Linked DNA regions of Mus musculus: all the other regions are linked to region 1. The links are chromatin loops, found by intact Hi-C in ENCODE. Cell type or tissue: heart. All regions are shown on one strand. Region 1 overlaps Gm29443 (predicted gene 29443). Region 2 overlaps Arhgap35 (Rho GTPase activating protein 35). Region 3 holds the start of Sae1 (SUMO1 activating enzyme subunit 1). Region 4 holds the start of Calm3 (calmodulin 3). Region 5 overlaps Arhgap35 (Rho GTPase activating protein 35). Region 6 has its middle 4.9 kb from the start of Zc3h4. Region 7 overlaps Sae1 (SUMO1 activating enzyme subunit 1).

Region 1 (4,000 bases):
TGAAAGAACTGTATAGACTGACCAGCCTAAACAACTTGGTAAAATTCTGCCTGGGGGCGGGGGTGGGGGTGGGGGTGGGGGTGGGGTGGGGGGAGGGACACAAAACAAAAACCTCTCTCATTGGTAGAGAGCTTGCCTTTTACCTGTCCCGCACCAAAAGCAAACAGGCAAACAAGCTGAGATCTGTGCTTTACTCAAATTTACATGAAATTTATTTCATTTTCCCTGCTCTCTTTTGCTTTCTGAGGCAGGATTTCTCTGTTTCCTGTGCTGCCTTTGAGTACCCAGACTATTGCAAGTCAAAGATCAATCTGGCCGCGAATTCTCCCAGTCCTCCTGCCTCTCCCTCTTAAGTGCTGGGATTATGCTAATTTTACAAATTTATAGAAATAGGTTCATCGTGAATCCTTCCAACAAAATTTGGCGTACTGTACACTAGATGTCTTGAGTCCTTCCTGGAGAGCTGTGATTCTGCTGTGATTGCGAGCACCCCTGGCTTCTTGTCCCTTCCTCATCATAGGCTGCCTTTCTGGCCAGTGGAGGAAGGAAGATCATCACTGGCAGTATTCTCCCGCAGCTTTAGCGAGAACCGGCTTTCTCGGCTCCGCGGGTAGACGGCGCTGTAGGATCATCGACCTCTTGGTCAGGATCAGCCCTGGTTCCGACCCTCTCTTTAATTCTCCGGAATAGGGACTGAATACGTCCGAGCATCGCCAATTTTTATGCAAAACTTTTGTGGTCGTGTCAATCCCCCCGCCGCCACCATCCATTTCTGCAATTCGCGTCCAGACCTGAAGCGCGTTTGGTTCCTAGCATTCTGGTGGAAGTGACCTCCAGCTACTCGGGCCTCCAGGGCTATGCTTGGGAAATCTTGATAGAGATCCAACCCAGCAGCCCGGCAGCCCGTTCTTGTCTCTGTCAGCTAATTGTTTAGTCGGATGTTTGTTTATCCTGGAGTGAAGGGGGGCCGGGTGCGCGGGGGTGGCTGCCCCAAGGGAAGCCTGCTTCCTGTCGTTGGCTTACTCAGCTACCATTCGCCTACTTAAGTCCTGGAAAGAATTGCAGAGCTGGGAAGGCCTTGCCGGATGGTGCCTTCACCCAACAACAACAACCAAACACTTCCTGAGCCCTCTCCCTTGTGCTTAGACCTGTTGGTGACATCTATGGTGATTGTGGGAGTGCTAGATCTGCGCTCTTAAGCGATAGGAAAGAATTAAGAGATAGGAATAGCCAGGCTGCGGTTGCAAATGCCTTTTATTCTAGAACTCTAGAGGCAGAGACAGGCAAATCCTCCTCTCTCTCCTCCCCGCCCCTCTCTCTGTGATACCCAGGTTCTTTGGGATACTAGAGGGGCCAGCTCCCTGACCCAGCTTGAGAGACATCTGAAAGCACAAGAGTGAGCAGACAAGGACTTTGCCTTTTTGACTACCATTAGATTGAATGCCAGCTATTCTTTTTGTTTCCTATTTAATTACTCATTAACATCTACTTATATTTGGCCTTTTCTTGTTGTTCTTCCTATTATTATTATTGGTGAAACCAGAGTCCATGTAGCCTGTGCTGGCTTGGAACTAACAATGTAGCCAAGGTTGATCTTGATCTTCCTATCCTCCTGCCTCTACCTCCAAAGGGCTGTTATTACAGGATTCCCACTGTGTGTCATCACACCCCATTTATGTGGTGCTGGTGACTGAATCCAGGACAGGCTAGATAGGCACTCTAGGAGCTGAACTACAACCCTTGCCCAGTGTTCTCATCTGTGAAGCTCCAGGATCCGGCTATTCTGAGAGAGTGACTTCAACCTGAGAAGAAAAGGTGGCAGACTTCAAAAAGGAAAAACCTGAGGTCAAAGTGAGATACTGTCTGTTCACATATTTCCCAAGAGTGGATTTGGTAGGGTTTTGTTTTTATTTTATGTGAATGAGGTGTTTGCCTGCCTATATATCTGTGTACCACATTTGTGCTTGGTGCCAGTGGAGGCTAAGAGGGCATCAGAGCCTCTGGAATTGTAGTTACAGATGATTGTGAGCCACCACGTGGGTGCTAGATATCAAACTCGGGTCCTTTGGAAGGGCATCGGTGCTCTTAAGCACCACGGCATTCCTCTGCCTTGGAAGGGTATTATAGTTTTCTGGACTCTGTTGTGGTAATACATGCACTCATGTGAGAATGGGATTCCTTTTCTATCCAAAAGAGTTAGTCCAACAAAGGTCCATTTTTCTTAAAATTTTCCTCTTTCCCTTTACCTAGTTGATCAGCCAGCCAATCGAGTCAAATTGAGAATTCGAGTTCCCATCAATGGGATAAGACAAAGTTGCTACCTCCATCAATAATAAAAGACAAAAGCCATCTCAGCCATGTATGTTCAATAGTTGAGTTTGGGTTTTGATACGCACACACAGACACATTTTTCTTGAAATTTATTTTTACAGACATGGGTGTTTTTGCTCGCATGCCTGTGCAGTTTCTGGGGAGACCAGGAGAGGGCATCATTTTCCCTGGAACTGGAATTTCAGGCAGTTGTGAGCTGGAATATAACCTGAGTCTTTGAAGAACTGCCAGTGGTCTTAACCTCTGATCCATCTTTACACCTCCCTGCAAACACTGAGTTTGCAAACCAATAATAATAGTAATAATGATAAACTGTCTGGTTGAGTTATTTTTGCTTTGTTCTTGTGTTCTTTTGTGCAACTCCAACATCATTCTTTTCCAACACTCAGGAAGCAGAGGCAGACACAGTCACACATTCAATTCCAATCTAAGCTACATAGTAAATTCCAGGGCAGCCAGGATAGCTAGTGAGAAAAATGTTAATGGAAATTATCTTTAGCCAGGCATGGTGGCAAATGCCTTTAATCCCAACACTTGGAAGGGAGAGGCAGATCTCTCTGAGTTCAAGCCCAGCCTGGCCTACAAAGCAAGTTCCAGGACAGCCAGGGCTACACAGAGAAACCCTGTCTCAAAAAACAGAAAACAAAATTAACTTTAGTTTACTCCAGACACTCTGTGCTTAGGATGGAACCGAATGCCTTGTGTATTTATGCAAGCATTCTACCAATGACTTCTGTCCTCAGCCCCAAGTAATGATCTTTATAGATGGGAGAGGAACCCACTTTTAACTGTTGATCTCTTCAGCCCACACCACAAGAACCTGCCCTCCTAACAAACTTTAATGAGAGGCTTCATTTGTTGGGGTGTTTTAAAATTTGAGCACATGTAAACTTTTTTTTCAGAATATGAAAATTCATTACTGTGTTTCCACTGTAAAATTTTATGATATTGATTTTTCCTTCTTGCCTTTGTAGAGAGCCAAAAGAGACATACATACTGGCTGCCTTAACCACCTTAAAGCAGACTCCAGGAATATCACCCACAGCATGACCTTTTTGACTTCATGAAGTTCTGGCTGCTGGATTTGGTCGAGCCCATGTAATTTTATTTAGCAATGCTTACTGCGTACTCAATACGTGTAGGTCACTCCTTTACACCCCACCCTCATTTAGAGACACAGTAGTTCCCTCTTAACTCCCCTGTTGCTTTCTGATGTTTCAGTTACCGGTGGCTAGGAGGGTCACATCCACATTTCTCTTATTACAGCGTAATATATATTCATCGTTTTTCTATTGTTGTGGGTAATCCTCTGCTAAGAGTAATCCATCAGCTATTATAGATATTAATGTATAAGGGAGATCGCCCATATTTTACTGGGTTCTAGTAGTTCGAGGATTCCCACCATGAATCGTGGCCATAGGGCCTATTATACCTCATTCGATTCTCCAAGCGACCCTTTGGAGTTCAGTATTGTTATCCCACTTTACAGATGAAAAGCCTGGAAAGAAGTGCAAGGCTGGATCGGAAACACGTGCTTCCTTCAGGCATTCCACACTCTGTGAGGCGCCGGGAAAGCCTGTCTTTCACAATCCATCCTTCCGGAGGGCTCCCAGAGGAATACAGAGTTAGAGGGGAGCCCTCTTACATCACCATTCCCCCTGCAAGCACC
Region 2 (4,000 bases), 110 kb after region 1:
GTGGAATCTCAGGGTTGTTTTGATTTGCATTTCCCTGATGACTAAGGATATTGAACATTTTTTTAGGTGCTTCTCAGCCATTTGGTATTCCTCAGTCGAGAATTCTTTGTTTAGCTCTGTACCCCATTTTGTAATAGTTATTTGTTTCTCTCCAGTCTAACTTCTTGAGTTCTTTGTATATATTGGATATTAGCCCTCTATCGTATATAGGGTTGGTAAAGTTCTTTTCCCAATTGGTAAGTTGCCGTTTTGTCCTATTGACAGTGTCCTTTGCCTACAGAAGCTTTGCAATTTTATGAGGTCCCATTTATCAATTCTTTTTTTTTCTTTTATTTTGTTTTTTGTTTGTTTGTTTTGTTTTGTTTTGTTTTTTTCGAGGCAGGATTTCTCTGTATAGCCCTGGTTGTCCTGGAACTCACTCTATAGACCAGTTTGGCCTTGAAATCAGAAATCCACCTGCCTCTGCCTCCCCAAGTGCTGGGATTAAAGGCATGTGCCTGACCCCATTTGTCAATTCTTGAGGCAAGTGCAAAAGCTATTAGTATTGTGTTCAAGAAATTTTCCCCTGTGCCCATGTACTTGAGGCTCTTCCCCACTTTCTTTTCTCAGTTTTAGTGTCTCTGGTTTTATGTGGAGGTCCTTGATCCACTTGGACTTGAGCTTTGTGCAAGGAGATAAGAATGAATTGATTTACATTCTTCTACATGCTAACCACCAATTGAGCCAGCACCATTTGTTGACAATGCTGTCTTTTTTCCACTGGATGGTTTTAGCTCCTTTGTCAAAGGTCAAGTGACCATCGGTGTGTGGGTTTATTTCTGGGTCTTCAATTCTATTCCATTGATCTACCTGTCTGTCACTGTACCAGTACCATGCAGTTTTTATCACAATTGCTCTGTAGTGCAGCTTGAGGTCAGGGATGGTGATTTCCCCAGACCTTCTTTTGTTGTTAAGAATAGTTTTCCCTATTCTAGGTTTTTTTGTTATTCCAGATGAATTTGCAAATTGTTCTTTCTAACTCTGTGAAGAATTGAGTTGGAATTTTGATGGGGATTGTATTGTATCTGTAGATTGCTTTTGGCAAGATGGCCATTTTTACTATTTTCCTGCCAATTTATCTTACATTTTACTATTTTACATTTTCCTGCCAATCCATGAGCATGGGAGATCTTCTAATCTTCTGAGATCTTCTTCAATTTCTTTCTTCAGAGACTTGAAGTTCTTGTCATGCAGATCTTTCACTTGCCTAAAGTCACACCAGAGTATTTTATATTATTTGTGACTATTGTGAAGGGTGTTGTTTCCCTAATTTCCTTCTCAGCCTTTTTATCCTTTGTGTAGAGGAAGGCCACTGATTTGTTTGAGTTCATTTTATATCCAGTCACATTGCTGAAAATAATATTGTTGGTTGGGAGTCACTACAATATGAGGACCCGTATAAAGGGTCACACACAACATTAGGAAGATTGAGACCCACTCACTGCTCTAGGGTGACCATTGTGTGGGAGTTTTCCCATTGTCTGGCCTTAGGAGAATGTCATGTGCCTTGAAGGACCTGACCTCTTGAGGCTGCCCACCATAGGGCACGTATTCTATTATTTTTGCCAAAGGAAGCCTTGGCTCTTGTAAGGGAAAAAGGGGAAGACCCAGAAACAGCAATTCCTCTACAGCTACTGAAGGGGTTTTCGGACAGCCTGATCTACCTAGTTAGTTCCAGGACAGCCAGAACTACATTGTATAATCCTGTGTCAAAAAGAAAAAAGAAAAGGAAGAGTTCCCTTTCCAAGCATTAAGAAAGAGGTCAGATGGGCTGGAGAGATGGCTCAGCGGTTAAGAGCACTGACTGCTCTTCTGAAAGTCCTGAGTTCAAATCCCAACAACCACATGGTGGCTCACAACTATCCGTAATGAGATCTGACGCCCTCCTCTGGTGTCTCTGAAGACAGCTACAGCGTACTTACATGTAATAAATAAATAAATTATTTAAAAAAAAAAGAAAAGAAAAGAAAAGAAAGAGGTCAGACAAGAAAAGAGGTATGGTCCTGGAGCTCATCACTGCCTGACTCAAGCTTTACTCTCAAGGCTGTGTTGAGGTTATAGGCCAAGTGGCTTCCAGTCCTGAGTCCCTGCTCCTCTAATGAACCCACCCCAGCTGTGGAAGGTGCAGGGCTCAGGTTATTTACACATGGTCTGTTTTAACATTTGTTAGCCTCTCCTTTTTGCCCACCTACCAAGACTTCGAGGCAGCACTTATGTGGGGATCATCTTAGACTCATGCTGTCTCTCTAGGGGAGGTCAGAAGGAAGTTCAGGAGGCCAGCTGCTGGAGACCCAGTTCTCACGTCTTTGCTTTGCCTTGACCTGGCGCCACCTAGAGGCATGTTGAATGCTGCCACCCAACAGAATACCATTGTTTCTTGGGACAGCTGACATAGCACCTTTTTGTTTGGGGAGGGGCAGAAGAGGGTTTTGCTGATAGAAGGCTATCTCAGGGTTTCTATTGCTGCAACAAAAACACCATGATCAAAAAGCAAGTTGGGGAGGAAAGGGTTTATTCTGCTTAAACTTCCACATCGCTGTTCATCACCAAAGGAAGTTAGGTCAGAAACTTAAGAGACGAAATCTGGAGCAGGAGCTGATGCAGAGGACATGGAGAGTGAGTACTGCTTACTGCCTTGGTCCTCATGACTTGCTCGGCCCAATTTCTTACAGAACTCAGGACCAAGTCAGGGATGACTCCACCTGCAGTGGGCTTGACCCTCTCCCATAGATCACTAATTAACAAAATGCTTTACAACTGGATCTTGTGGATGTATTTCCTCAAGTGAGTCTCCTTTATCTGATGACTAGATTGTGTCAGGTTGACACCAAAACCAGCCAGTACAACTGACCCCTTATCAACTTGACACACAAACATCACTATTAAACCATAGGCTTATTCACCTTTTTCTTATGAATAATTTTTCTTATTCATCCTCAAGATCTCACATTAAAAACAACTTTAAAAGTCCCTCAGTCTTTACAAACTCAAACACATTTAAATTTCATTCCCTTTAAAATATCCAATCTCTTTTAAAATTCAGAGTCTGTTAACATTCAAGATCTTGCAATTATGGGTGCCAGTAAAATAAAAAATAAACCAAATATTTTCTTACTTCAAGAGGGAAAAATCAGGGCACAGTCACAATCAAATCAAAGCAAAATCATACTCCATCTGTCCAAGGTCTAGGGTCCTCTCACAATCTTTTGCACGCCCCAGAAGTGGTTGAGTCACTTCTCAAGCTCTGCCCTCTGCAGCACACAGTTTGTCTTCTAGGAACCGCCTAGCTCCACTCCGCTGCTGCTGCTATTCTTGGTGGTCATTTCATAGTACTGGCATCTCCAAAAACTGCTGGGGTCCCTTGCTGCAACTGGTCTGCACTTTCACTGATTGGCTCATAGGCTATCTTCATGGAGCCAAGCCTCAACTTCTCTGCATGACCCCTTCAGTCCTGCCACTGAGGCTGCACCTTCACTAATGGCCTCTCACCAAACCTCAGCTGTTCTCCATGCCTTCATATCTTTAAAACCTGAGTGACTATTACACATTACCAAGTCTGGCTGCCAACATGATGTACAACTCTGATCACCTCTGGAACATAGTTTTTGTGTGCTGACTCTCTCAGGAAACACTTTCCAAAGCATTTCACCTCAACAGTCCTGGTCCCTTCTTAATCACTGCTAATTTCTTAGCTCCAGCTAACCAGCATCGATTGTCCCAATAATGTAAAGGTTTCATTTCAGTAGTTCTGGTTTTTTGTTCATCACAGTTTACCTGAACCACAGAATCTTAATTCAAAATAGCCAATGGCCCTGTTAGAGTCTTAAATCTTCCCTCTGAAACTTCACAAGGCAGGCTGTGCTGCTCTCAATATTCTTACCTTCCAAGTTCCTAAATAACTTCTCACTGAGCTCTCGACACTCAATGGCTTTCTAGCCCAAAGTTCCAAAGTCCTTCCACA
Region 3 (4,000 bases), 230 kb after region 1:
GACGATTCCATACATACACATAATGTTATCCCATCATAGTTGCCAGCCCTCATTATCCTCTTCTATCCATTTCCTTCTCCCATCAATTGCTCTTTTAATAAACAACCACTAACTTCCAAGGTTTTTGGTATTATTTTATTTGTGAGTGCATGTGAAAGCGTGTGTGAATGTGTGTATCTCTCTCTCCTCTCTCTCTCTCTCTGTATATATTTAATTACGGTTGCTTTCAAAAGCATTGGTTGAGGAAGTGTTGTTATCATTTACAATATTGTGTGTGGTGTATGTGAGCTTATCAGTGTCTCATCCAACCTGTGGAGGTCAGAGGATAACCTCTAGTGTCAGTCTTTATCTCCCACCTTGAATAAGACCACATCCCTTTTTTGTTTTGTTTTGTTTTGTTTTGTTTTGTTTTGTTTTGTTTTACAAGACAGGGTTTCTCTGTGTAGCCCTGGTTGTCCTGGAACTCACTCTGTAGACCAGGCTGGCCTCAAACTCAGAGATCTGCCTTCCTCTGCCTCCCGAGTGCTGGGATTAAAGAGTGAGTTCCAGGACAGCCAGGGCTATATAGAGAAGCCCTGTCTCGAAAAACAAAAACAAACAAACAAACAAACAAAGAGTTCAAAGCTGGGGCTGGAGAGATTGCTCAGTGGTTAAGAGCACTGGCTGCTCTTCCAGAGGTCCTGAGTTCAATTCTCAGCAACCACCTGGTGGCTCACAACCATCTCTAATGGGATCTGATGCCCTCTTCTGGTGTGTGTCTAAAGACAGCTACAGTGCACTCACATAAATAAAATTAATAAATAAATCTTTAAAAAAAAGAGAGAGAGAGTTCAAAGCTGGGGCTGGCGAGATGGCTCAGCGGTTAAGAGCACCGACTGGCTCACATCCCTTTTTCATTGCAGCATATACCAGGCTGGGGGAGTCTGTCTTTGCTTCCTATCTCTAGGTGTGAGTGCTGGGATTGAAGACATGCTGACTACCAAATCTGGCTTTCTAAAGAACCAAATTTAAATCCTCACATTTGCAGTCCACTGGTTGGTCTGGAGCTGCTATGTAGATCAGCCTAGCCTCAACTCACAGATCCACCTGCCTCTGCCTTCCAAGTGCTGCTATTAAAGGCATATTAAAGGCATGTGTAACCATACTGGGATTTATTCTAATTTTTTTTTTTTTTGAGGTAGAGTCCTGCTATGTGGTCCAGACTGGCTTTGAACTCTGTTTTTTTTTTTTTAAAGATTTATTTATTATTATATCTTAGTACATTGTAGCTATCTTCAGACACACTAGAGGAGGGCATGTGGTTGCTGGGATTTGAACTCAGAACCTTTGGAAGAGAAGTCAGTGTTCTTAACTGCTGAGCCATCTCGCCAGCCCCAGCTTTGAACTCTCTCTCTTTTTTTAAAGATTTATTTATTAATTTTATTTATGTGAGTGCACTGTAGCTGTCTTCAAACACACACCAGAAGAGGGCATCAGATCCCATTAGAGATGGTTGTGAGCCACCAGGTGGTTGCTGAAAATTGAACTCAGGACCTCTGGAAGAGTAGTCAGTGCTCTTAACCACTGAGCCATCTCTCCAGCCCCAGCTTTGAACTCTTTTTTGTTTGTTTGTTTGTTTGTTTGTTTTTGTTTTTTGAGACAGGGTTTCTCTATATAGCCCTGGCTGTCCTGGAACTCACTCTGTAGACCAGGCTGGCCTCCAACTCAGAGATCTTCCTGCCTCTGCCTCCAGAGTGCTGGGATTAAAGCTCTGGGCAGCCATCATCACCCAGCATCAGCCTTGGTTTTTGACCCAGGATATCTTCATTGGGATATGGGTTTGTTGGTTAGATAAGTGTGGGTCTGAGCAAGGCCCAGAAAACCTTCTCCCAAGTGCTGGGATTACAAATCTGCACTACAAATTTGTTTGTTTGTTTGTTTTGTTTTTGTTTTAAATAGGAATATAGATATTAAACTCAGGCAAGCACTTTACTGAGCCATCTTTTCAGTCCTTGACGGTTTTGAGACAGGATCTCATTCGTAGTAATTCTCCTACTTCAGCCTTGTGAAGGCATGAATGCTGGGATTACAGGCACGAGCTCATAAATTTAGGTTTGCTTCTGTTAACAGGATCTCATGTAACCCAGGCTGGCCTTTAACTTTTGATTCCTTTCACTTATTTTTGTCCAAAAGCTGTGATTACAGGCATAGCCCACCATGATCAATTTGAGTCTTGCATCTTACATAAGGATTTGAGAATGTGTCAGGAGAGGAGAGGGCAGAGAGGAGTCCTTCCTCTTTTTCTGTCCAGGAGGAAAGTCTAGCTTTCTTTTGTTTTATTTTTTTCGCCTCAATAGGTAGTGAGCTCCATGTGTTGTTATTTTAAAGTAGTATCTTTATTTCACCACACCATCGATGCTGGAATCCCGGTGACAACTCGATCCAGATCCGCTTCATAAATGACCGCGTGGACATCCTCGAGGAATCAAAACACCCGCCACTTTTCTTTTTTTTTCTTTTTCCTCTCCGGGATTGATTGGCGTCTCCATCACGTGATGGGGCAGCGAGCGGGCCTTGGAGTCTTCGGTATCCACGTGGTCTCCCGCAAAGCACGGAGGTGGCACTGCGCAGGCGCGGCTCTCTGCGCAGGCGCAAGCGCGTCCCCGGTGCACGGACTCGCTGCTGGCGGTTAGCGAGAGCGGGAGCGGGTGAGCTGAAAGCCGGCGCCATGGTAGAGAAGGAGGAGGCTGGCGGCGGCGGCGGCGGTGGCATCAGCGAGGAGGAGGCAGCGCAGTATGACCGACAGATCCGCCTGTGGGGACTGGAGGCCCAGAAGCGGTGAGGGGCGCCGCGGGCATCCTGCGGGCCGGCGTGTGGGCCCTGAGGGAGTGGGTGCGGCCCTGTTGTGGAGCGGAGGCGGGATTGCTGCACTTGGGTTTCCTAGTGCTTCAGAACTGACGAATGGACGGTGTTTCTGCAAAGTACCGGAGGTGGAGATGTCCCCTGTGTAGTATTGAGAGTGTCCTTGGAGGAGGCGGGGGAGAGGGAGGATTTGAACTTGAGGCTCCCTCGGTGTCAGTACCTGGTGATGGTGGGATTTAGGTGAGGCTTGTAGGGTCTAAGTGGGGTGAGCATTAGTGCAAAATAGGGGGGTGGCGGGCTGAGCTCATTAATTTCTATGCATGGGAACCTGTGTTGGACGCCCTGGGGACTTGACAAACCCCACAGGCTCCTCTAGAGGAGTGCTTGAGGGCAAGTCCTGACAAAGGGACCCCTGGAGAGGCGCAGAGTGGCCCAATTTATTCAGCACACAGCTACAGACGTTGGGTTGTTTGTTTGTTTGTTTGTTTTTCTTTCCCCTTCCCCCAGACCAGGTTTCTCTCTGTGGCCCTGGCTGTCCTGGGCCTCGCTCTGTAGACGATCTCAAACTCAGAGATCTGCCTGCTTCTGCATCCCGAATGAGTACAGGGATTAAAAAGGCACGTGCCATCACGCCTGGCTTCCTTAACATATTCAAGTTATAAATTATATTTTGTGGGGATATGGTTGTTCATATTTTTAATTCTAGTACTCCTGAGGCAGAGGCAGGAGTATGTCTGTGAGTTCGAGGTTAGTCTGAGCTATGTAGTTCCAACACAGCCAGGGCTACCACAGTGAGATCCTGACTCAAATCAAAACAAACTCCAAAGGTAATTGTTTTTATAGCTTAGGCTGGCTTTGAACTTGCAGAGATCTTACTTGTCTTAAGTGCTGAGATAAATACATGCATCATCACACATTGGCTCCCTAGGCATTTTTGGGGGGAGCATTTTTTGGGGGAGAGGTTTTAGAATTTTATGTTTTGACTTCTCTGTACGTTTTCCATGGTGTTGATGTGGATGCCAAAGGACAACTTTGTGAAGTCAGTTCCTTTATGTAGATTTTTGAGGTCTAAACTCAGGTTGCCAGGTGTCCCCCAGGCATTTGAGACAAGCACTTTACTTGGTGAGGCATCTTACTTGGGCTCCTTGAGCATTTTTTA
Region 4 (4,000 bases), 310 kb before region 1:
GTAGCCTGTAAGCTAAACAGACTTCTACTGGCTGGCTTTGGGTGTCAACTTGACACAAGCTGGAGTTATTACAGAGAAAGGTGCCTTCCTTGAGAAAAATGCCTCTTTGAAATCCAGCTGTAAGGCATTTTCTCAATTAGTGATCAAGGGTGGAGGGCCCATTGTGGGTGGTGCCATCTCTGGGCTGGTAGTCTTGGGTTCTATAAGAGAGCAGGCTGAGCAAGCCAGGGGAAGCAAGCCAGTAAAGAACATCCCTCCATGGCTTCTGCATCAGCTCCTGCTTCCTGACCTGCTTGAGTTCCAGTCCTGACTTCCTTTGGTGATGAACAGCAGTATGGAAGTGTAAGCCGAATAAACCCTTTCCTCCCCAACTTGCTTCTTGGTCATGACGTTTGTGCAGGAATAGAAACCCTGACTAAGACAGACCCTTTCTTCCCCCAAGCTGGTTTTAGAAATGGCCTCTATTACAGAAATAGAAACCAAACTAAGATACCCTGACTCAAAAAAAGAGAGAACACATTTTAATGTCATTAAGTCTGTGGTTCTCAACTTTCCTAATGCTGCAAAAACCCCATACAAGTACTGGGGACTCCAAATCATAAAATTATTTCATTGTGGGCTGGAGATACTGTTCTGAGATTAAGAGCACTGACTGCTCTTCTGGAGGTCCTGAGTTCAATTCCCAGCACCCACATGGTGGCTCACAACCATCTGTAATGGGATCTGGTGCCTTCTTCTGGCCTGCAGGCATACATGCAGACAGAGCACTGTGTGTAATAAATAAATAAAAATCTTTTAAAAAATTGTTTGATTACTAGTTCAAACCTGTAATTTTGCTACTGTTATGAGTCATTATGTAAATATCTGATATGCAAGATATCTGATATGCAAGCCACAAGGGGGTCAAGACCTACAGGTTGTAAATCTCAGTTTACAGGTTGCAGACATTTAAACCAATGTCAACAAGATCCTCCCTCCTCTCTGCCTCTGCTCTATCAGTTTTATTTCCTTCTGCACTAGACACATTTTCTTTCCTGAGAGCAGATTTAAGAGATGTCCACAGGCGGCATTTACAGAAAGACTATATTCTCCCAGTCTCTCCCTCCCCACCAAAAAAAAAAAAAAAAAGTTTTCTGACCCTAGAAGTTCTCTCTCTCTCTCTCTCCCCCCACCCCCCTTCTCTGTCAGTTCTTGCCCTGGAGTGTCGATGCATGCCTTTGATTCTGAAGGCCAACCAGGGCTCAGGGCTACACAGTCTCAATAAATAAATAAATAAATAAATAAATAAATAAATAAAGGAAGGAAGAAAATGCCAACTCCCATCCTATACGAGGGCTCTGTACAGTAATGTACAGTATATACACTATGGTATACAATACAGTTGTCTCAGGTGCCCTTAGCAACAGTTCTTTTTCTTTCTGTGCCTGGAATCCCTAGAATAAGAAGTGAGTCACACTGTCTAGGTGACAAGAGAATGGTTGAGAAGTGTGATGTCACCAGCACAGCCCGGCACCAGATCTGTGCAGACAGCAGTGCCCAATTCATGTTTAATTGGCTGAATGAGTGAATGAATGAATGAATGAATGAAAACATTCTGCATCCAGAGATTGTTCTGGGTACAGATCCTGAGATCAAGAGTCAAGTCCAGATCCCCACATGTTGCTTTTGTGCGTGTTTTAGATTTGTGTTTGTTTGTTTGTTTGAACTTATTTATACAGCGCGCATGTGGAAGTCCGAGGACAATTCTTTGTGGAAGTCTGTTCTCCAAACCACCACGTGAGTTCCGGTGATCGAACTCACAGTTTCTAGCTTGCCTGCAAGCGCCTTCACCCACTCAGCCATCCCAGCAAATTGTACGCGTAGAGGGTGGAACCTTCAGGAGACCAGCGGAACCTTGAAGAGCCAACCACTGTGAAGAGCCGGTTCAGGCCAGGCTCCTAGACCCCACGATTTTGGATTAAACCATCTTGTATCTGCTCAAAGGGAGAGAGAAGAAAGTCCTTCTGCTTCTTCCCCCAACCCATTTTTATTTCCGAGCCATAGAGACAACGTATTTGCTTCTCCAACATCCACCCTGTTTCCGTCTTAGCCCCTCTATTCCTCGCGGCTCCACAGAGCCACACAGGTCGTGCTGCCCCCCGCACACCGCGCGGTGGCTCGCCCCAGTTTGACGCATTGCAGGGAAGGCCGGACCAATCGGAGTTGCGTTCTCATTTCCGCCACGAGGCGGGTCCAATAGCGGCGTGGCTCACACAGAGACGTGTCACTCTCCGTAAACCGGTGCCCTTCCGCCAGAGAGGAAAGCGGAGCGGATGCAAGGGGCCGAGAGCGCCGAGAGCGAAAGTAGTCCCCGCGGTGGGGAACGCGCGTGCGCGTGCCCGTGCGGCAGCAGATTCGCTGGGCTCTGTGGAAGGGGCGAGCCGCACGAGCCTGACGCGAAGGGATCCGTAGGAAGCCGCAGTGCAGCGGGAGCGCGCGAGCCGTCTGGGGCGGGGCCGGGCGAGGCGGGGCGCGCGCGGCGGCCGTTGAGGGACCGTTGGGGCGGGCGGCGGCGGCGGTGGCGCGCGCTGCGGGCAAAGAGTGTGGAGGCGCGGACGCGCGGCGGAGCTCGAGCTGCTGCAGCTGCTGCCGCCGCCAGAGTAACCTCGATCCCCGAGCTCCGGATACCGGTGCCTCGCCATGGTGAGTGAGGCGGCTGAAGTCGGGTGGAGACCCCCCCATCCCGGAGATGGCGAGCGAACCCTGGGAGGGAGAGGCCGGGCCCCTCGGGACCTCCCATGCGGCCCTTGGGACTTCTAGAAGCGGTTTTAGCAGCAGATGGAATTGGTAGGACCCCCAAACAGACAGTCTGAGGCTTCAAATGAGGAGCTCCAGGACATCCCCACCCCCGCCACCTCCCAGGCAGCATTCGGATCCCTCTCCGGGCGATTGGTTTTAGAATCACATCTACCCGGTCCCCGGGAGGAGGAAATAGGAAACGCCGGCGATGAAGGCTTTGGGTCCTGGAGGAATGCAGGAGGCTGCTCCTAGAGGGGTGGCTGTGGGTAGCGGAGAGGGGGACCGGTCGGTTCCTAGGGAGTGTTCTGCAGAGAGGATAGATGGGGATCCTGGGTCACTTGTGCACTGTAGACCCCGGTGGGGGAGGGGTCTCCAAGGACAAGCATTGCCAAGAGGAGGAGGAAGAGGAGAAGGGTCAGGTGCAGGCTGAGGTAAGGAGGAGCCCGAGGTGGGTGGCAGCAGAGGCTAGAAGATGCTCTTGGAGCCTGTGAGGACCCAGAAGGGGACTGAGGAGAGTTGGGGGTCGCAGAAATGTTTTTAAAGGAGTGGGGATGTGATCACGGGTAGTGTGGGGAACCAGGGAGCCTTGTGGAGAACTTGGTTGGGGGTAGCTAGGAAGGATTCTGAGGTCTAGGTTGTTGCACTAGAAAGAGAGGTTGGGGTTTGTAAGGCGTGTTTTGTTTGGGTCAGAGAAAAAACGGGGTTTCCAAGGTGAGGGCTAGGGAAGGACTTGAGTTTGGGTGGTGGGGGTGAGGTTGGACAGCCTTCTAGAGAAGTGTAGGAGACAATGAATGGTGGCTGAGGTAGGACTAGGTTTAGAGGTGGGTGTCTCCGGGGAAAGGTCCCGACACAAAGGCTGATGACTCGGGCTTGGTCATGGGCTGCAGCAGAGGACCTGAAGGAGTAGCTGTGTGCTCCCTTTGCCTTGGCAAGAATGGGGCTGGGCCAGGCTGAAGGCACTGAGGCAGTGGGAGCAGGTGGGCGGAGTTGTTCAGGGCCCTATTGCGCACTGAAGCTGCATGATACAGGACTGGGGTCAAAGTTTGGGGTGCATCAAATGATGGCTAAGCCAGGAAGCTTGGCCCCCTCATTGTCCCTTCCAGGCTAGGAGGGCTGCCTTTCTCCTCCAGCTTCATGCACCTGCTTCTCCTCACTGTGCCAAATGACAGCGCAATACAGTACCGTTTGGGTCAGTGACAGATGCCCAGTTCCATCCCTCAGG
Region 5 (4,000 bases), 120 kb after region 1:
CACCAGGCTGGTGCACCTCCCTTTTCAGGCACTCTGAGTGTCCTTCCCACCCATGACAAGGCAACCACAGAAGTCAGAACAATCAGGCTTGAGTGGGTGGCCAGGTCAGCTACTGCCCTTCCCAGAAAGCCCTGGAGGTGACCATAGCCTGTCACCACCCAACATCACCACGGGCTGGGTTTTGTGTTTCACATTGGGTAGTATGCATTCTGTCTGCACTGTCCCACCTTCTCATCTCTACCTTTTAAGGGATATGGAAAGGTCTGGAGCTCTGTCTGACCCCACACTCTCCATTTTCCCCAGCCAAGGCAGACAGCAGCACTAGCAGACGGTCTTAGAACCTTCACACTGTCTCTACCACTACATGGAATGACATAAAAGCAACTTGTAGGCCAGAGGGGTGGGGTGAACCCTTCTGTGGTCTGTACCCCTGGTCTAGTGGGAGGAATCCCTGAAGACCTGCATCCCCTAAGTGAGGACCCTACAGGGTACCTTGTGCTCTGCCCCCAGACCCATAGCCTTAGCAGTGGGCCAACTACAATCCTCATCTCCTAAAGTCATCTACAGATGGCAGGTGGAAGAAAGTGGTTCTCCATTCCACATCCACTGCCAGTGTGCATGGGGAGGGCAGGGGATGGACTGGGTCACTCTAGGACTGCAGCAGCCAGGGACACTGTAGAGAGGCTAAGGCTAGAGGCACTATTACCCAACCATGAAGCCACCCAAGTAGTGGAGCCAGGACATAAGTTATTGTTCACATTAAAGAATCATGTTCCCTGTGTACATTTTAAGCAAAGGAAAAGTCTTGGGATTGTATGGGAATAAAACTTGTTTGAAAATTTGGAATAGTGCTGCTGTCAGCTTATTTTTCTGGTACTTGTATTTTCTATGTTAAATGATCTTTATATGTGTTGGATTAACAAATATTTTGAGTTTCCTGAAAACAAACAGAAACATTAATGGTATTGAAGTGTGTTAGTAGTCTGGCCGTGTGCCCAAACTTATGTTTCGCAGCAAAAGTGGAAACCTGTCTGTAAAGCAAGTGTAACGATGATTTCCTGTATCATGGGGGCTCAAACCAGGACCTCTCTAGTTGCTGTTAGGAATGTCTGCTTCATTTCCAAGCTTTTTTTTTTTTTTTTTTTTTTTTTTAAATACGTCATGGGTTTCTGAGGCTCCAGCCTGTTTAGTGCATGGGCAGCCATCCTGGCAGCCAAGACATCTCTGACAGAAGTGTTTTTGTTTGGTTTTGTTTTTTAAGATTATGTATTTGCTACAAAGTATTGTACTTGTCTCAATGGGAATGGTGTTAAAAAAGAAAAAAAGACAGAAAAGGCCTTATGTGATATGTATCATAGTTAATAAATCAATCTTGTAAAAAAAAAAACCATAAATAAAAACAGGCCTGAGAGAAATGAAGGGCCGCAGTCTCCACAGCAGCCTGGGGCCAAGTGGGGACAGTCCTACCCCTCATCCTCTGCAGCCGTGTTGAGAGGACAGAAGTCGGAGAACTGCAGATGGCCAGAAGCTTTGGAAAGTTGTAAGAAGTGAGAAGGCTAGCCACCTAAAGAAGCCACAGCAAAAACATTTCCACCACCCCTGAAAATACTGAAAGAGTAACTGTGGTGCACACATGTAGTCCTAGGACCAGGTGTGCTGAGACAGCTGGTTTTAAACATCTGTGTAAGGAAGTTTGAGTGGTTGTGAGTGTGGGCACATGGCTATCACGAAGGCCCATCAAAGAACACCTTGGTGAAGTAGGATCATCCCATCATCTGGATCCCAGATGGTGGCAAGTGCTCTTTCCTCTGCCTCCATTCCAGTGCTCTAGAATACTGTAACTCAGGCCTGCTGAGATTCTGATGGATCCCCACATGCACGCTTAACCTGACCTCCCTTGACCCTTCCTTCCCTATGGCAGGGGCCTAGAAGTTCCTCATACAGGATGTCTATCACAGCACCACCATGGATGGGGAAAAAACTCCAGGCAGCCTCAAACTTCAAGCCTACCTACCTACCTCCTCCTCCTCCACCTCCTCCTGAGTTTTGTTTTGTTTTGTTTTGCTTCAGGTTTCTCCATGTAACCCTGGCTGGCCTCCTATGTGTGAGTTAGAGGCAGTTGTGAGCCGCCCAATAAACCGAACTTGGGTCCTCTGCAAAAGCAGCAAGCTCTCAATCTCTGAGCCATCTCTCCATCCCCTATTCAGTTTTTTGTGGTTTTTTGTTTGTTTTTTGAAACATAGTTTTATATGAATGTGTTTTTGTGGGTAAATGCAGTGCCTGTGGAGGCCAGCAGAGGGCATAGGATCTCCTGGAACAGGGGTTACTAGTTGTGAGCTGGGAAGAGAATTCTGGTCCTCTATATAAACAGCATGCACCTTTAGCCACTAAGCCAACTCCACCCCAAGATGGTACTAATGTATAGCCCAGAGTGTTCCTATACTTGGTACAATCCTGAATCAGCTTCCTGAGTGCTGAGATTACAGGTGTAAGCTACCACTCACATGAGTCTAGAGTTCTAGTGGGCACATCTGTGACTCTCCTATGCCCAGCCAGAATGTCGTCACCTGATTCTAGGCTGGTGCAGTGGCACGTTGGGTAAAAGTACTTGCCACCAATTCCTGAGGACTTGATCCCTGGGACCTCCACAGTTGTCCTTTTGTTTTTATTGTTTAGTCTGGAGGAGCCCTCAATATGTAGCTGAGGCTAGCCTTGAACTGATTCTCCTGCCTCCAACTTCCCAGGTAATAGGGTTGCAGATAGGCTACTCCCCACCCCATGACTAGGAAGCTCTGAAGTGTACTTAACTTGGCATTAGATTGTCTCCACTCATTTAATTCAGAATCCCAGAGCATGTGCTCTGTGCCGGGCTCCAGGAAGCACAGCCACAGGCACAGCTCTGCCTGCCCAGAGCCCACTTCTCAGTGGAATTATCAGATGCTGTCACAGCTGTGTGACCAGTGGGTCGCTCTTTAAGCTCTCCCTGAGGAAGTGACTCAGTTAACAGCATATACTGCTCTTGCAGGGATCTGAATTCCGTTACCAGCACCTACACAGGCTAACTACTGATTGCAACGCTTCTGTCCTCCATCAATCCCTGTACTTATATGTACATGCACCTAATAGTAAATCCATGAAAGGCAGCCAAACCTGGTGTTACAGGCCAATCATAGTAGCTACTCAGGCTAAGGCAGGAGAATTTCCCTTTTCAGGCCTGCTTGAGCCACCAAGGAATTAAAGGTTTAGCAAGATTATCTCACAAAACGTAAAGGGAGGTGGGTGTGGATCAGTGGTAGAGTTTGCCTAGCATGCACAGGCAGAAGGCTATGTGTTCGGTCCTCAGGGCAAAAAGGGACAAAATATTAAGCCAAGTGTGCCTATAGTCTATAGGCATGCCTATAGTCCCCACAATCAAAACCTGAGGTGGGTGGGGTGCAGGACAGAGAGATGGCTCAGCAGTTAAGAACACTGGTCTTCCAGAGGATCTGGGCCCAATTCCCAGCACCCACACATATGGCAGCTCAAAATCGTAACTCCAAGATCTGACACCCTCACACAGAAGGCAGGCAAAACACCAATGCATGTAAAATGAGCACACGTTTTTAAAAAGCTGAGGCAGGTGGATTATGAGTTTAAGGTACACTTTGAGACCTCATCTCAAAATCACTAAAAAACATCAATAATGAGAGAGACAGTCCAAGCCAGAAAAGATTTGAGTGAATCCTAGCCTGGGCGCTGAGTCAGTTGGATTAGCACACTGCGAGAATGTGAACATGAGAAGGAGAGGTGGGGGTTGGCACATCTTAGAACTCCAGACAACAGAGTCAGTTGAATGTTGAGTGCACCTGTGAGAACCAAAGCTGGACATGCCAGAATTGGCATCAAAACAACACCTGCAGAGAGAATGCACTGCCTTGTTCCATGTGGCCACCAGGGGTCAGCAGAACACCATCCTGCCCTGCTGCATACAAAAGTTGAGATTGGGAAGAAAGCACCCTAG
Region 6 (4,000 bases), 220 kb after region 1:
CGGCCGGGTGGTGGTGGGGCACACCTTTAATCCCAGCACTTGGGAGGCAGAGGCAGGCAGATTTCTGAGTTCGGGGCCAGCCTGGTCTACAAAGTGAGTTCCAGGACAGCCAGGGCTATACAGAGAAACCCTGTCTCAAAAAACCAAAAAAAAAAAAAAAAAAAGAAAGAAAGAAATAAGGGTGCGGGCTGGCAAGATGGCTCAGCGGGTAAGAGCACTGACTGCTCTTCCAATGAGTTCAAATCCCAGCAACCACATGGTGGCTCACAACCATCTGTAATGGGATCCAATGCCCTCTTCTGGTGTGTCTGAGTACTCATATAAATACATCGAAAGAAAGGAAGGACGGAAGGAAGGAAGGAAGGAAGGAAGGAAGAAAGAAAGAAAGAAAGAAAGAAAGAGAGAAAGAAAGGTAGGTGGTGGCACATGCCTTTAATCCTAGCACACCACAGGCAAAGGCTGGTGGATCTCTGTGTGGTTGAGGTTGAGGCCGGCCTGCTCTATAGAGAAAGTTCCAAGACAGCCAGAGCTGTTACACAGAGACCTGAGATCAGCCAGGGTCAGCTGGGTTCCACGTGGTAAAAGGAAGTGGTCATTGGTCTAGCTGGGCTAGATCGATAGATCTTTATCCCAGCAAGGTCATTTTTACTACTCAATGTGTTTTTGCCCAGGGCTAAATAGCAAGACTTTGTCTGAAACAAACAAGCAAAATTTTCCGTGGAAGCACTGTTTGAAACATCCCAGCTCAGCATGGTGGTATTCACCTTTATTTAGCCCAGTACTCAAGAGCAGAGGCAGCTAGATCTCTATGAGTTTGAGACCAGACTGGTTTACAGTTGCAAGACAGCCAGGGCCTTGTAGAGATCCATCACACCCTCCCTAGCAAAACGTTTTCCTAGGACATTACAGGTGACATGCTGGGCAGGTACTTCTGAGTCACATCCTCAGTACTTCAACTTGTTGGCTTTTTAAAGACAAGTGTCAAGTGGTGGGGGCACATGACTTTAGTCCCACCACTCACAAGGCACAGGCAGGCGGTCTCTGTGAGTTCAAGGCCAGCCTGGTCTGCAGAATGAGTTACAAGACAGCCGTCTACAGAGAAACCCTGTTTTCTGCAGGGAGGAGGGAACTGGGGGGGGGGACAGTATCATTTAGCATTTTGCCTTAAACTTTCTATAGAGCTAAGAATAACCCTGAACTCCTGACCCCCCCCCCATCTCCAATTTCTATGTGCTGGCAACAGAGATGTATCACCATACCTGACCTTTGCCATTTATTATTGGAGAAAAACAACAACAACAACAACAAAATGCCAGTAGACCTCCTCCCTGGATCTCCTTTTGCCTTGCTTTGTCCCTTGTATTCCCTCTTCTCTTCCCAAATTGGACTTTGCTATGCTACTGGAATAACCTGGAACTCCTAGGCTATTCTCTCTGATCTTCTAACTGAAGGTAAGACTGGAGGTGCCTATCACCATCCTCAATGCTCTCCCTATCTGGATATTTGACTGCCTCATGTAGACCAGGCTAGCCTTCGACTTCCTATATAGTGGAGGATGGCCTTGAACTTCTGAGCCTCCTGCCTCCACTTCTGGGGTACTGCGATTACAGTCAGACATCATCCCACCTAGGGCATCAAACCCAGAATTTCCTGTGTACCAAGCAAACTCTCTAACCAATCGAACTCTACCCCTGGGCTAACAAGGGTTTTCCTTTCTGGCTCTAAGGAGGGTTTTATTACATAACAGAAAGGATTCTACCAAGAAGATACCCTATTCCCTTTGAGTGAAGAAGGACCTGGTACTAGCCCCTGGAGCCATCTGGAAGAGAAAGGAACTCATCAGAACCTAGCAGTGCGGGTGCACACCTTTAATTCAGCACTGGGGAGGCAGAGACAGCTGCATCTCTGAGTTAGAGGCCAACCTGGTCAACAGAGCAAGTTTTAGGAGAGACAGTGTCTTGAAAAAAAGAGGAAAGAAAGCAATCAGGGAAAAAAGGCATTACACTAACTTGTCCCTGCTTCATGCAAACCAATTTCTCTTTCCCTCTCATTTTATAATTCAACCCAGCTTTTAGCAAAAAGGTACCAGGGAATAAAATCTAAACGGACAGATTCATCCTCTTCTGGGGGATGATGTCGCCCCCTTGAGGACCTTTGTGAAATTACTGACAAAAATTAACCAGTAGTTTTCAGTAATCAACTTTCTCCAGGGACCAGTATACCCTCCCTTAGGATCCTTTGTTTTGTTTTGCTTTGCTTTTTTGGTTTTTTTTTTCTTAAATTATTTTTTTTTTACTGTTAGTTACAGTGATGAGGGGTTTATTTCCAGGAACCAGACATTCATCATAAGTGATTACCTCATTAACAGGTAATGAAAGTCAGGCCTGGGGCAAAAGGTGAAAGTTCCAGAAACATTAAAGCAGCGCAATCAGGAGTTCAAAATCATCCTGCGGTGCACACGGCAACGTAGAGTTCAGCTGGACCGCATGAGAGCTCATCACAGAAAAGAAAGAAAGAGCGGAAGAGGTGGCTCAGCAGTCAAGAGCACTGACTGCTCTTCCAGAGGTCCTGAGTTCAACTCCAAGCAATCACATGATGGCTCCCAACTGTCTGTAACTCCAGTCCCAGGGGATCCAGTCACTGGGTGTGCTTATAGTGCACAGACATACATGAAGGCAAAACACCCTCATCATGAAGGGGTTATTCTTTTTTCTTGGTTTTTTGAGACAGGGTTTCTCTGTATAGCCCTGGCTGTCCTGGAACTCACTTTGTAGACCAGGCTGGCCTCGAACTCAGAAATCTGTCTGCCTCTGCCTCCCGAGTGCTGGGATTATAGGCGTGCACCACCACGCCTGGATTATTATTATTATTAAACAATACTCAGGGTTGACGATGGTTTGAAGATGCTTATAGAGAAGTAAGAATGGGATGTAGATTAAGTCAGTGATAGAAGTTCCTGCCGCCACCCCCCCAGTCCTGGATTCCATCACCAGCAGAGCAGAGGGAGTGGGGGGGGGAGCTTGTATGTAGCCCAGTGTGGTTTCTTATATCTGTAATCCTAGTACTCTAGATGCTGAGGCAGGAGGATTGCTTTTAGTTGCAGGCCAGGCTATGATACTGAGATACTATCTCAGTCTTTAATCCCAACACTCAGAAGATAGAGGTAGGGGGATCTCTATCCTATCCAGGCTAGTCAGGGCTCCCTAGTAAGACCTTGTCTCAAAAAATAAAAATAATTTTTGTGGTTTGTTGTTGTTGCTTGTTTATTTATTCATTTTTTTGGGTTTCCAGACAGGGTTTTTCTACGTAGCCCTGGCTGTTCTGGAACTCACTCTTTGGATCAGGCAGACCTTGCACTCACAGAGATTCCCCCTGCCTCTGCCTCCTGAGGGCTGAGATTAGAGGTTTGTGCCACCACCTGGCAAAAAATAATTATCTTAAAGTCTCTACTTTCAGAGTGCCCAGGTGGCCTCATGCTCCTGCTGTGATGCCTTCCCTGCCAGGACAGAGTCTTGTGTCTACCAGCTGAAGGTGTGACATCTCAGGGCCAGAAGAGTAAGCTCTACATATTGGGGACATCAGTGGGACCAAGGACAGCAGATCAGATGGCCCTTAAGTCATTGCTGGACAAGGAGGAGACCCAGCAACTGCTTGGTCCACCAGCAACCCTCAAGGGCCTTGGAGAGCCTGAGACAGTACCATTGCAGCAGCTCTTCCAGATGCAAGACCTAACTGCAGAGGGCCGCAAGGCTCATGGATGAGGACCTCAGTCAGGGAAGGTGACACTTACACAGCTTGCCTGCTGCGTAAGTGGCAAGCAAAAGAACCTATCACAAAGGCAGGGATGGTAAGATGTGTAGCCTAGGGATGGAGAGATAGCTTAGTGGTTAAGAGCCCCCATGTGTTGATTTTTTACTTTATGTGTAAATGTATATGTGTGTGCATCATACATGTGGGCATCCCTGGAGGCCAGCCGAGAGCGTGGGTTGACCGGAACGTG
Region 7 (4,000 bases), 240 kb after region 1:
TTTATTTTGATGAAAAATCACCTTCTCTGGGTTTCTTGTTGTGGAGACAAGGTTTTTGTAATCCAGTCTGGATGTGAACTTCCTGAGATCTCTCTCGCCTCAGCTTCCCAGCCATTCAGGTGACAGATACACTCCTTCAGAACGGTTTTCATCATTATGTAACACTTGTTCTTTAAAATTGCATCTTCCCTTGTCCTCTTTTTATTCGTTTATTTTGTGGTTCTGGAGAGCCATGCAGGACCTCATCCATGCACGGCAAGTGTCCTACTGACGGAGCTCTGTCCCCTGCCCCGTCCCCTGACAGAGCTCTGTCCCCCTGCCCCATCATCTGGCCTTATGCTTGAAGAGCTGCTTTCTCCACTGCGCTGCTCATTGTGGAGAGGGCATACACAACGTGCTCAGTAAAGAAGTCATTTTCTGTGCACAGTTGTTTGGGGCCAATTTTCTAGATCTGAAGGTTCAGTGGTGTTTCTGTGGTGCATATAGTGAAAATTAAGTTTTCTTTTTTTTTCCTGTCCTGTGATTGAACAAGTCCCACTACTTGGGGTCATCAGATTAACATAGCATGTGCTTCACAGGCTTCGAGCTTCCCGGGTGCTGATTGTTGGCATGAAAGGACTTGGAGCTGAAATTGCCAAGAATCTTATCCTGGCAGGAGTCAAAGGGCTCACCATGCTGGACCACGAACAGGTATGTGCCATCTGATTGCCCTGTATCTCTCAAAAGGCCGTGCTGCCAGTGCTGCTGGGCAAATCCAGGTTCAGTGCCACTGTAGGGAAACTGAGGCCTGGGAGGAGGTTTACGTGAATATATAGTCTTCAACCCCTGAGCCGCTGATTCAGGCCTGGAATGATTCGGGAATGGGAACATATAGAACATGGCTCAGTTCAGTGTGATGGCACATACCTATAATCCCAACACTCAGGAGATTGAGGCAGAACTATAAATTCAAGAGTAGCTTTTGCTATATAATGAAGGTCCTAAAAAAAGTCACAGTGGGACTGGAGAGATGGCTCATCAGTTAAGTGTACTGACTGCTCTTCCAGAGTTCACATCTCTACATACTCACATGGCAGCTTACCACTGTCCATAACTCTAAGATCTGACATTCTCACATAGACATACATGCAGGCAAAACACCAGTACACACAAAATAAAGGTATGTAATTTTTTAAAAAAATTTAAAAAATAGTCAAAATAATCTCATAGATGGCTCACCATCATTACTTTGAAAAACATTGAATCAGACAGAAGGTAGGTATATAGACTGCATATCCAGAGAACAGTGAGCATCCAGTATGAAACTGTACATCATACAGAGATACCACAGCAGTGCCCAGTTCACGTACAGCTTTCTCTGGCCTATCTTTCCTTTAGGGTGGAAGTGCTTGTTTATACATTTTCAAGCCTCACTGACATGTAAATTTTCTAGCAATTTTTTGTTTATTTGCTTGCTTCTTGGTCTTGAGGCAGGGTCTCGTGTAGTTCAGGCTGCAGTGGGACTTGGAGTGTAGCCTCAAACCCTACGAGACCTTGTCTCAAAAAACTAGAACTTTATACTATAATATGAAGAAAGCCATGAGCTTTACGTACTCAGTGCCATAACTTTTGTTTGTTAGTTTCTTTTGTGACAGAGTTTCTCTGTAGTTCCTGACTGCCCTGGAACTTGCTATGTAGACCAATCTGGTCTTGAACTCACAGAGATTTACCTGCCTCCACCTCCTGAGTGCTGGGATTAAAGGCAGGCTTGCGCTTCTCCATGCCGGGCATGAGGCTGTTGACTATGTAGGGATTGGCTGGGAGCTTTCTGTGTAGACCAAGCTGATCTCAAACTCAGAGATCAGCCTGTCTTCTGCCTCCGGTGCTGAGATTAAAAGAATATGCCGTTGATTCTGGCATTTTTATTGCTATTGAAGTAGGATTTCGGTTAGTTCAAGCTAACTGAACAGGTGAAGGTGACCTTGAACTCTGATCTTGCCTCTACTCCCCAGTGCTGATTTTACAGACATGAGCCACCACACTGTTTATGAAGCACTGGTGGTCAAACCTACAGCTTCATTGCTTGCTAGACAGATAGCATTGCCAACTAGGCCATATCCCCATCTAAAAATTAAGTTAAATCTAAGAGGAAAGTGGTATGGTGATACATGCCTGTAATCCCAGCACTCAGCAGAGGCAGGAGGATTGCTGCAAATTTAAATCCATCCTGGGCTACATCGCAAAACTCTCATACATCAAACATTTAAAAAAGAAAGAAAATCTAAGAAAATACATATCTGTGAGCAGTCAGGACAGAAGATTTTTGTGAGACTACAGTGCCCTCTAGAGGCAGGAGCACATCTGGAGGAGGATTAGTGTATGTGCCACCAAGCAGTTATCTGGCTGTGGGGCTCATCCCAGATGTGTGAGGTGGCTCTGATGTCATGTCAGAAGAGTGCTAAGGGCTGTGAAGTGTTGGGAGGCATGGGCTGATTGTCTTCCTCTACTCACTTGGAGGGCCATAGTACCTTCTCCTTGAGTGTCCTCAACCCCAGCTACACTGTAGAGAACCTGGGCGGTGATACAAATATCAAAGCACTCCAGGATTTGGAGTTAGGTGTGGTTTATAATGGACTTTCTGTAGCCTAGTGCTACTCAGCTTAACTAGCCCAACTCCCATCAGATAAGTAAATACACTATGCTTTTCCTTCCCCAATTTCCCAGAGAACACCGTTGGAGGAGAAGGTATAAAGTTGTTTGGAAGGCTGTGAAATCATGTGGACTTGGCTATAGTCCCAGCTTCTACAACTGGACAATAGACTTCTCAGACTTTGTTTTCATTTAGATGGGGGTTTTAATGCCTGTCCCTTAGCATTTTATTTAGTCTACATTCACACATCTTAGAGCACTCCCTCAGGGACCCTGAAGTCTGCCGTTCACTGAATAAAAGGTGCTTACACTCTGGTTCTCATTCTCAAAGCATTATCCAGAAGCCATTCTGGCCTCCTTAACGCAGATTGTGATATGGAGACTTGGAGAAGTTTCCTAGGGTTCTGATCTGAGTTAAGGAGGTGCTTATCAAGTTGAAAGACTGCTTTGGCAAGGGATTTTTTTTTCCTTAAGATTTTATTTACTTATCATATGTAAGTACACTGTAGCTGTCTTCAGACACACCAGAAGAGGGCATTCAATCTCATTACAGATGGTTGTGAGCAGCCACTGTGTGGTTGCTGGGATTTGAACTCAGGACCCCCGGAAGAGCAGTCAGTGCTCCTAACCGCTGAGTCAGCTCTCTAGCTCTCCCTCCGGGCTGGCAAGGGAAGTTTTAAGAGGGTCTGCTAGAGCCCTCCAGGTGAATATTCATTAAACAGTTTCAAAGAAAATGAGAAGGCAACCTGAGCAGCCTTGGCCTCTATCACCAATCAAGATGGCCTCATTATTGAAGGTGATCGGGACTCTAGATCTTCAAGGTGTGTTTGAGTGTATCAGTAATCACTGCATCAATTGTTGACTCAAGATGTAGGATGAGAAACCACTTTACAAGTGTGTTAGGTACTGTAGATGAGAGGTGAGATGTCGGGAAGTGCGCTGGTATGAGGAACAGGAGAATCTGCTGGCCCATACATGCATGAACTCAAAGCCAAGAAGAGATATAGGAGATGATTTCACTTTCTTATTCTCAGAATTACTTGAGTTCTGGGACCTGCCACCATCTGCTCGGTAGTAAATGGAGGGAAAGGAGGTTAGGTCCTGGTTACTTGTGGCCTCCGTCTTGGCAAGGAGTCCAGGTCCTTGCCCTTAGCCAGCTTACTGCAGGGCTACATGCAGGCCAGGAATCCACGTGAAGACAAGGTTTTGACTTGGGCGATTAATGTGTTGTTAATGGCTTATCTCCAAAAGGTGGTAGATAAGAACACTCAGTGATGAGGTCTGGTGGGTCTCCAAGAAGCTGTGACTTTAATAGACTGAGGTGGATGGCTGGAAGGCAGTCTGCACCAAGAGTGACTTGAGAAATGACGCC

Evidence for each region. Hi-C counts contacts between places; a loop is a spot of excess contacts. Peaks named below come from ENCODE experiments on the same cell type or tissue, not always from the same donor. Only the 100,000 strongest peaks of a DNase experiment are listed, where the experiment ranks them.
Region 2: it touches region 1 in a loop (7-fold over the local background); 32 of 42 quality-filtered maps call a loop at or near these places.
Region 3: it touches region 1 in a loop (4-fold over the local background); 10 of 42 quality-filtered maps call a loop at or near these places.
Region 4: it touches region 1 in a loop (3-fold over the local background); 2 of 42 quality-filtered maps call a loop at or near these places.
Region 5: a loop joins it to region 1, with 7 times the contacts of the local background. A loop is called at or near these places in 28 of 42 quality-filtered maps.
Region 6: it touches region 1 in a loop (4-fold over the local background); 16 of 42 quality-filtered maps call a loop at or near these places.
Region 7: a loop joins it to region 1, with 3 times the contacts of the local background. A loop is called at or near these places in 4 of 42 quality-filtered maps.

What each region holds. Positions count from the first base shown.
Region 1 is chr7:16,615,737-16,619,736 of GRCm38, reverse strand. The region is part of intron 1 of Gm29443 (predicted gene 29443); the gene reads right to left. Among named protein-coding and RNA genes, the nearest start is that of Arhgap35, 2.7 kb to the right of the region's middle. In heart, CTCF peaks have their summits at 614 and 2,471 (motif pointing right); a DNase peak (open chromatin) is centred at 946; H3K4me3 peaks cover 1,245 bases; H3K27ac peaks cover 1,101 bases.
Region 2 is chr7:16,505,846-16,509,845 of GRCm38, reverse strand. The region is part of intron 5 of Arhgap35 (Rho GTPase activating protein 35); the gene reads left to right. Among named protein-coding and RNA genes, the nearest start is that of Npas1, 31 kb to the right of the region's middle. In heart, a CTCF peak has its summit at 2,379 (motif pointing left); a DNase peak (open chromatin) is centred at 2,345.
Region 3 is chr7:16,386,458-16,390,457 of GRCm38, reverse strand. Sae1 (SUMO1 activating enzyme subunit 1) reads left to right here and starts at 2,562. Exons shown (of 9, transcript NM_019748.3): 1 at 2,562-2,817. The coding sequence starts at 2,708. In heart, a CTCF peak has its summit at 2,457; a DNase peak (open chromatin) is centred at 2,597; H3K4me3 peaks cover 1,890 bases; H3K27ac peaks cover 1,535 bases.
Region 4 is chr7:16,922,523-16,926,522 of GRCm38, reverse strand. It overlaps Calm3 (calmodulin 3), which reads left to right and starts at 2,491. Exons shown (of 6, transcript NM_007590.3): 1 at 2,491-2,682. The coding sequence starts at 2,680. Gm45972 (predicted gene, 45972) reads right to left here. Exons shown (of 3, transcript NR_165470.1): 2 at 3,961-4,000; 3 at 2,005-3,083. In heart, no CTCF peak of the experiment used is centred here; DNase peaks (open chromatin) are centred at 1,922, 2,412, 3,152 and 3,752; H3K4me3 peaks cover 2,670 bases; H3K27ac peaks cover 2,549 bases.
Region 5 is chr7:16,491,883-16,495,882 of GRCm38, reverse strand. Arhgap35 (Rho GTPase activating protein 35) reads left to right here. Exons shown (of 7, transcript NM_172739.4): 7 at 1-1,410. Among named protein-coding and RNA genes, the nearest start is that of Npas1, 17 kb to the right of the region's middle. In heart, a CTCF peak has its summit at 2,286 (motif pointing right); no DNase peak of the experiment used is centred here.
Region 6 is chr7:16,394,256-16,398,255 of GRCm38, reverse strand. No RefSeq gene overlaps it. Among named protein-coding and RNA genes, the nearest start is that of Zc3h4, 4.9 kb to the left of the region's middle. In heart, a CTCF peak has its summit at 2,142 (motif pointing left); no DNase peak of the experiment used is centred here.
Region 7 is chr7:16,375,055-16,379,054 of GRCm38, reverse strand. It overlaps Sae1 (SUMO1 activating enzyme subunit 1), which reads left to right. Exons shown (of 9, transcript NM_019748.3): 2 at 579-690. Among named protein-coding and RNA genes, the nearest start is that of Sae1, 11 kb to the left of the region's middle. In heart, a CTCF peak has its summit at 2,330 (motif pointing left); no DNase peak of the experiment used is centred here.